Regions from separate parts of the Homo sapiens genome. Here region 2 is linked to region 1. The links are chromatin loops, found by intact Hi-C in ENCODE. Cell type or tissue: endothelial cell of umbilical vein. All regions are shown on one strand. Links, peaks and the distances in the headings refer to the core of each region. The heading gives the core; the rest is flanking DNA.

The links. Peaks named below come from ENCODE experiments on the same cell type or tissue, not always from the same donor. Only the 100,000 strongest peaks of a DNase experiment are listed, where the experiment ranks them.
Region 2: a loop joins it to region 1, with 4 times the contacts of the local background. A loop is called at or near these places in 2 of 110 quality-filtered maps.

Annotation. Positions count from the first base shown.
Region 1 is chr15:95,732,228-95,736,632 of GRCh38, forward strand. No RefSeq gene overlaps it. Among named protein-coding and RNA genes, the nearest start is that of LINC00924, 300 kb to the left of the region's middle. In endothelial cell of umbilical vein, for the core only: no CTCF peak of the experiment used is centred there; a DNase peak (open chromatin) is centred at 2,614; H3K27ac peaks cover 1,686 bases.
Region 2 is chr15:95,885,668-95,890,072 of GRCh38, forward strand. No RefSeq gene overlaps it. Among named protein-coding and RNA genes, the nearest start is that of NR2F2-AS1, 440 kb to the right of the region's middle. In endothelial cell of umbilical vein, for the core only: no CTCF peak of the experiment used is centred there; a DNase peak (open chromatin) is centred at 2,444; H3K27ac peaks cover 1,074 bases.

The DNA.
Region 1 (4,405 bases), core at 278-4,277:
AGAATAGGTTTTTATAGGAAAAAAAAAACTTCAGTTTGCAATATTTTCAGTTTGGGTATTTGTGGTTAATTCAAGAAGCTATGTCACCTGAGGGCATTTCCACAGGTTTCTGGAGAGAAGAGTAGGAATAATTGGAATTGATGATCTTGGTTAGTACTCTGTAAGGCATCACCATACAAGGGACTCACCATCAACTGCTGGTTACCACTCTCTGAACATAATACTCATCTTATAGATTAATTTAGGCGTTTTGACTTAAGTGTTAAATTCTGTCAGGATTACATGTGTTTATTACCTATCCCAAGTAATATACAAAACAATAGAAATTAAGACAAACCTTAGAAGTTCCATTACCTATATCTTCTTGCATCTCATGAAATAAGATCTATGTCACTAACCTCTGTTAAAATAACTTCTTAAAACTAACTTTTTAAGCTCTTTCATAAATTCTTTAAGCTAATCTCTTTGAAAAATTCTCCATTTATCCTAAACTGAGCCAGTTAATAAAAATGAGAAAAAATGAGAATTTGGAGAAAATTTCATGATGAGAACAGACTGTAGAGCTCAGTGGTATCTCACATTTTTCCAGCCCTTTCAAGTAAGGCTGATGCTCTTGCTAAATGTAAAATCCTATATTAATTTCCCATATCTTACACCACTGCATCGTTTCTGCAATCAGTAAAGTACTGGATAATTTAAAACACTAAAATATGCCATTTTTCTCATGCCAATAAACCAAAGAAAAATCCACTGATAGAGATGATAACAGTGTGAAGAACATGACAGGGAGATCAGAACAGAGGAAATAGCATGCTAATGACATTCAATATTCTCCCTGTGTGAAGTCATCAGCATTTTTATTGCAACTATTTCTCAGCATACACTATTAGAATTTATTGAGTCAATCTGTCTCCATCACCTGTGATATAATATATTTTATTCAATAAGATATGAAATAATATTTATCTTTCAACTCCAATGACTGGTTTTCAGGACAATAACTGCCTATCAACCAAGCATTACAAGAGTAGGAGAAGTTGTACATTTTAATATCTGACCTGAGAGTTGTCATTTTAGCATCTGCACATTTGGTATTAAGAAGGGTGCAGACTTCAAGAAATCACTCAGATTCAACAGTTATGGCAAAGGATGGCATCAAATTATGTTTTAAATCAGTAGCACGGTGAAGCATACTGCGTGAAGTTGAGGAAGGAAAAGAGTCGACTCTGAAGTTAACTCTACAAGACAGTTATACTAGAATCTCTATACCAGAAATAAGAATTAAGCTCACGACTGAGCTCATTCATCTCATAAAAAAAATGGGAAGGGAAAAAAATTTTTTTAATGTCTCAAATAGCCCTCATTTAAAATTGAGACAGAAATGAATCTGTAAGTTATGTTTTCAAGTTGTCTGTCTGAATCTGGGGCATTCAGGGAAGCACATTGTGTCTGATTTTCCATGTCAGCCACTTGGAAGGAAAACTAGACTGTTGATGGCTGCGTGGTTCTTTGGAGGGCGGCGTGTAGGTTTCAGTCAGCCACGCGATAGAATTAACCAAGTTCCCAACTTTCTGCACTGTTCAGCTCCCTGGTGGTCTGTCACCTCAGGTAATTTTGAGAAAAGAAAGAATTGAGTCTTTTATTCCCCTATGTGCTTTGATAAACATTTATTTCATATCCGCTTTTTTCCAGCTTTCCCCTCAGAAACCCCATGTCAACCTGTGACAAAGAGGTGTCACAGCACTGACATGATTGAGTTGGTATTTGGTGGTTTCACCTCAGAAACGAAGGGGTCCACAACTCCTGCTGGTAAAAAGCACTAATTCATCTGCTGTTAGCTTTACTCACCAGGAAGTCCCCTCTCCCAGTCAGAGAGCATAGAAGTGCACAGAAGCTACTTCCTGTCAGGCAGTTCATTGCTTGATTGTGTCAACTACTGCCGGCCTGCATGAGTGGGTCAGGCAGCAGGTAAAATACAGAAATATCTGCCTTCCAACAAGCTGTTGAGATGTCATCTCAACACGTGTCCTGGTGACACCATGTGTGCCCAAGGCAGCCATCTTTACCACTCTCTGCCTCCTTTTTTTTTTTTTAACTGTAGCCTGAGTTTTATTAAAATTAAACAAATTTAAAAAGTCAACTTTCTATGCCCCAACCTACATGTGCTTACTTATTTATTGCATATTAGAAGAAAGTGGAAAAATGTGGATGTTGAAATCATCGTATTTGAATTTGAATCCCAGTTGAGTTATTTACTGGCTGTTTCATCTTAAGTGAACTCCCTCTGAGCTGCATTCTCTTTATCATTAATGCCTGCATTTAAAGGCCCATGGTAAAGACAAATGAAATCATATATATAAAGGAATCGCCTCTCTGTGTGACTCATAAGTAGGTGCACTTGCTTTCCTCAGCGGGGGCAAAATGAAACAATTAAACTTTTAGGTTATATTATTCTCTCAAAAGAAAACATAGGAGAGTGCGGCTTGTTGGTTCATTTATTTACTTATTACTGCACAGGAAGAGGGAGACAGGAAGGAGGAAGTGTGGTCAGGAGAGATCATGCATTAACCCCATTGAGAATTGCTCTAAGTGTGTGTTTTGTGTATCCTACTTATATCTTCTTAGTGTCCCCATTTTAAAAGCACGTCCTTTCTTTACTTTGCCACTGCACAGGATGGTAACAATCAGATTAAAAGGAGTGTATGAGGTTTAAGATTTGTGTTGAAGCTTTACTGAAGTCAAAAGAAGGTGTTATATTCCCAGCTTAGTGGGAGAGTGCTTGGCACAGGAAACCTCAGCCTCAAATCCTTGGCTGTCCTCCATAGATTTGAGGTTGCTTTGTTGTGTGTGTGTACTTTTGTGTATTGGAGGGGAAGGGGAGGTGCTGGAATTGGGGTGTGACTTTGGGGAAAGTGAATGGAGTGGGGATATCTGATAAAGAGATGTGTGGGTTTGGATGAGTTCCCATTTTTTGTGCTCTGGCTTCAGGACTAGACAGTCATATGTACCAATGTTAGCTCTACCAATCGGAGCAGGTATTACTGTGGCCAAGTGCTTCAACCACAAGGCACTTGACTTATCTGTTGGTTGGGGAGAAGAATATCTATCTTATGGAAACTAAATGAGGAAATATATGTAAGGTACATGGAGCAGTGACTGTTCATCGCTCATTACATGTTAGTTTCCTTTTTAAAATGTGGCTTCTTACCTTATATCCTGATGTAATTGAATCAAGGAGAATGACACTGTGACATCTATTCCCCTTGCAAAAATGCTGAGCAATGAAACAGCCACTTTAGACCTTAAGCTTTCTCATAGACAATCTATCTCAAAACTTCTCTCCCATTAAATAAAACTACACTTCCTTGGACCATATGTCCTGATTAGATGTTCAAATGATATGGTTCTATGAAACCTACATGACACCCTTTATTGTATATGAAAATGAACAATCCAATTAATCATCAAGACTGAAGCCAGCTCCCAATCGCTCAGATGGCCCTAATGGAATGGTAGGTTATTGGATATTTATTTAATGAGTTATTGAGAACCTACAAAGTGCCAGACACTGTTCTAGGTGCTGGGGATACAGAAATAAATAAGATGTGAGAAGTCCCTGAACTTCAGAACTTGCAGGACAGTGATGGAACCATACAAACTATCAAATACCTGCACGAAGTGGTGTCTGGTCCTGATTAAATTCTAAGAAGAAAACCAAGGCAGGATACAGGGATAGACAGTAAAAGAGGGGAAAGGTCTACTATAGATAGGAATGGTCAAGGAAGTCGTCTTGGAAGAGGTAATGTATCTGAGATCTTAATGAGGTAAAGGAGAAATCCAGGCAATGAACTGGAGGAATAATATTTCAGAAAGAGAGGACAAACTAACCTGAGACAGGAGAAGACTAATACAAAGAATACTGTGGTTGGGGCTTGAGAGAGCCAACATATGAGGAAGAGAGATCTGTCAGGTAGGATATAGGTGATAGAGATGTATTAGTCCATTCTCACACTGCTATAAAGAACTACCTGAGACTGGGTAATTTATGAAGAAAAGAGGCTTAATTGACTCACAGTTTCACAGACCTAACAGGAAGCAGGCCTCAGGAAACTTACAATCATGGCTGATGGTAAAGGGGAAGCGAACACCTTCTTCACATGGCAGCAGGAGACAGAGAGTGAAGGGGGAAGTGCCACACACTTTTAAACCATCAGATCTCATGAGAACTCACTCACTACCACAAGAACGGCAAGGGGAAATCCACCCCCATGATCCAATCACCTCCCTCCAGACCCCTCCTCAAATTTGACATGAGATTTGGGTGGGGACACAAATTCAAACCATATCAAGAGATAATCAGGAACCAGAGAGAGCCAGGCAATGTAGACTGGGCTTAACAATGTGG
Region 2 (4,405 bases), core at 338-4,337, 150 kb after region 1:
GGCTATCCAGTTTCCAAAAGAAATTAAAATGTAATAAATAGCTAGATAGGCCATTTAAAAATAGTCACTTTCTATAATTCATGGCTGAGAATGATTTGTTTTTTGTTTTATGTGATGTTGGGGTGAAAGAGGAAGTTAAAGTTTTCCATTTTTTGGTTTCTCCCATTCTGTACTGAAGCCAAATAGTTTCTTTTCTAATCACATAAAAGTAATCATTCACTATCTTTTATAAATTTTTCTAAACCTGACTTCTAACTCATAGGCAAAGAATTAGTCTATTGTGATTTTCATATTTCCTCATAAAATTATTGATGAATTTTAGTGAAAAATATAAATTTTAGAAAGTGAATTTTGGGACTATCATTCACCTGCTACAGATGACAAATACCATTAACTTAAGAAAATTATCAGATGTCCACTAAACTCTGAAAACAATTGAATGGTCTGGCAGCTGAAGTTATTTTTAGGCACGAAGAAAAGTCCTAGGATAGTCTATGGGATAGTTTTTAATCATATTTCTAGAAAGATATTTAAAATACTTGCTAAGACTTTATCCCTTATGGTTTTCACTGATGCATCTTTGCATTTTGTTCAGCTAAAATTTAAATCCGTGAAGATCAATACAAAAAAGGAAATTTCAGCTGGGTGTGCTGGCTCACGCTTGTAATCTCAGCAGTTTGGGAGGCCGAGGCAGGTGGGTCACCTGAGGTCGGGAGTTCAAGACCAGCCTGACCAACATGGAGAAATCTTGTTTCTACTAAAAATACAAAATTAGCCGGGCATGGTGGCCCATGCATGTAATCCCAGCTACTCGGGAGGCTGAGGCAGGAGAATTGTTTGAACCTGGGAGCCAGAGGTTGCAGTGAGCCGAGATTGAGCCATTGCACTCCAGCAGCCTGGGCAACAAGAACGAAACCCCGTCTCAAAAAAAAAAAAAAAGAAAGAAAGAAAGAAAAGAAAATTTCAAGAGCTTTTAAACAATAGTTATTATTTTATTTGTCATTTTAACAATTGCATTTTTGGATTAGTCAACCAGGCTTTTAAGAAGTCTGTAATTTTACATTTCAATATAACTATATTAAAAGTTGTCCAGGCAGTGACTTCTACCACTTTGGTATTTATGTTGCTAGATTTGGAAACTGTTGCTTTCATAGAATATATGCTGTTCTGTAAATGTTTTTCTTCTTTTAACAATATATTAAAAGCACTTCCTTGTGAAAGATTCTGAACCAAGATTGCTAATAGCTTTAAAGCTATTTCATTATATATATAAATCCCATGATATCCTGTTGAACTTTGGTTTTGGATTTTCACTATTATGGAAATAATACTTGTCACTTGCCATGTCATGGGAAAAATACATTGTAACAGATATTTTACATTTAGTCTTTGTTTATACTTCCGATTATTTCCTCAAGGTAATAACAAAATTTAAATTTTTAGATAAAGTGTATGCACTTGGTTAAGCCTTTTGATTTGTATCAACAAATTGTCCTCCAGAAGTGTTGTGCTACACCAATTTTCATACCCATCAATAATGTCTAGAGGGTTTTGGCCCATTTAGGGCTTTTTAAAATCTTAATATTTAAAAAGAATTCTACAAACACTTCAGAAATATGTTCTCAACAGAACAGGCTATCAATTCAGTTTGATCAATAGTTATTTATTATGTACTTACTTTTGGTAGATTCTGTGTTGTTCATTTATGTCACACAGCATCATCCAATACAATGCTTATAGGAATCCCATGAGACATGCTCTGTCCTCACCCTCATGTTATAAGAAGTGAGAGGGCAAGTAACCTGATCAAAGTCACACATCTCGCATGTAACAAGGCCTGACCTTGAACCATAGTCAGTTTTACATCAACATGCAGGCATTTAATTAGTACTAAACTTCCTGCTTCTATCTTGCACTGTTAACTATCCATTAACCTAACACCAAACATTTTGCTCTACCACGCTCTTCGGCTTTTCCATGAATAGGCTCATAACCCAGGATAGAGATGCTCTTCCTGAAAAGAATGTCAAAAAACTAATCTCCTCAATCTCTAGATTCATGTTTTCACACCCTTAAAATTTTCGCTTCGGCCAGGGCCTCTACTAGATCCGCATTCTGTTCACACCTATAAGGACCTGCTGAGCACACATATCCACGGGAGAAACAAACACACCAAAGAGGCTTCTGCCAACAGCACTCTCCAGGCTGCTGAAAGAAAAACACACCACCAGAGGCAAAGGAATGTTTAGCCCCAACTGTAAAATGGAACTTTCCTTTTCTCTCCCATTTTCAAAGTTGTTAGCCCTGTGTCATGGTTGATATTTCAACTGTATCCAAATGTATGTGCAGCCAGATGGACTATGAGATTATTACGATTTGATTTTCAGATAAACCACAAACCTGGATGAGTTCATGTTATTCCAGATGCATTATCTCCTAATCTTCAGGAAGAGGCTCCTTCAGCGGGAAGGAGCATGGCAGGATCTTCCCTGAAAAAACAGAAATAGCCGTGTCTAATCCCTGCTCTGCCTGGAAAGGAAAAGGCTCACCTACTTCCCATGTCAAGGCAAGAATCAGAATTCCTCTCAAATTCTTAAAACATTGCAAAGTAAAGACAGATACTAACTCTAAATATGATTCATGCTCAAGTTATTAAAAATGGAATACATTGTACCAGAAGGAAAATGGTAAACAATTTTAAATTCCAAAGGCAAGGGAATGTTTTTGGTTTAATAACCAGAGTATGGCTTCAACAGGAGCTTATGTAGTATACACACCATAATTAAATCTAATTCAATCACCTGAGTAATCAAGTGGTTAAGCGAATAAACTAAGTAATCAATCGTAAAAGTGATTTGCTGTTTAGAAGAAAGAAGTTGTAATATGTGTGCCAATATTTTTAAAGAATAAGGAATCTCAGGTCTTCAACTCTGTCAACAATTATTAGCATTGTTTTGTTTCAGTCTTCTTATTTACAGAGTAAAAAGACCATTCATTCATTCAACAAGTATTTATGGAAAGCAGCATTTTCTGAACATGATTCCTGCACTCAAGGTGTTTTACAATCATGTGGCCTGCCACTTTATTGAAGATGTTTTAGGGAAAACAATTAACTTTTGACAAAGTTCAGAATTATTCAAACATAACATAAATGGCCAATGAATCTTTTCAGAGAAAGCATAGTCTAGTGGATAAATATTTACACTAGTCTGCCCCTGAGTCTTACAATTTTTCTATGTCCATTTTTCCTCACTCTGTAATGGTGGGCAGACAGAAGGTGGGGCTAGCTGACCTTCAAATTCCCTTCCAATTTTTATGAAATACAATTTTTAGTATTAAGTGAGTAATCACATTGTGCAAGGTGCTTACCTGGATATAGCTCAGTTCTTTTTCTGATTGCAAGAACAGAGCAAGATGGAACCATGAACTGCTAAACGACCCATGGCAATTTTTAAAGGATTCCTCAAGCAGATGGTTCTCTGGTAGTTCTTACAGCAGGAAAAGCCCCCTACAGTTCACAAAAGAGTCAAGTTGCATTCTTCCAAACTGTCCTGATTTTGCCGATTTGCACAATCTAATAAAATCTTTCCATCATATTTCTCTTTTCCATTTGTGGACCACTACTCAGTGAGTACATTTATTATGTGTGGCTAATAATTTACTTTTTTGTTCTTTTTTGTTGTAAAAGCGTCATATTAACTACCTTTTGAGCGCATGAAAATGCATATTCGAAACATTGCTGAGTTCAGATTGATTGAATTTGACTGTGACCTTAGTGAGCCATTCATTTATTCAACAAGGTTTGATTGAACATTTACCATCCTATCACTTCAGCCCACACATTGGACAACCAATCAGAGTTATCACACTTCTTAGGGCATAAAACAGATACATATTCATTAAGTTACATATTCCCAGTCCAAATTAGCTTGACCCAATTCAAGTCTTCCTTCAGATTTTTAGAGTTCTTGCCAAATCGTTTTCCTATTCCCATTTTCTCTTCACTTCCCATTGCCCTCTTGTCCTCAATTTCTTTTGTGTTCATTCTCTCTCTTCTTCTTGTTTTCAGTTTCTGTCTTCTCTTTCACAAAGTTTTCTCACTTAGCTATAATGTATGTTTAATAATACACTATTTCATTATTGTGTTACTCAAAATCCTCAAGCCACTTTATCTCAAGATGCAAATACCTAGACCTCAGGTTCAAAGCTAATAATCTAAGACAATTCAAATGTCGAATCACATTTCAAAATATTTTCTTCCTGTTCAGCCATACAAGTCTCCTTGTTGTCCCCTGAATACACTAAGTTCTCACTTAACGTCAGTAGTAGGCTCTTGGAAACTGCAACTTTAAGCAAAACAACATAACAAAACCAATTTTACCACAGGCTAATCGATAGAAAAAAG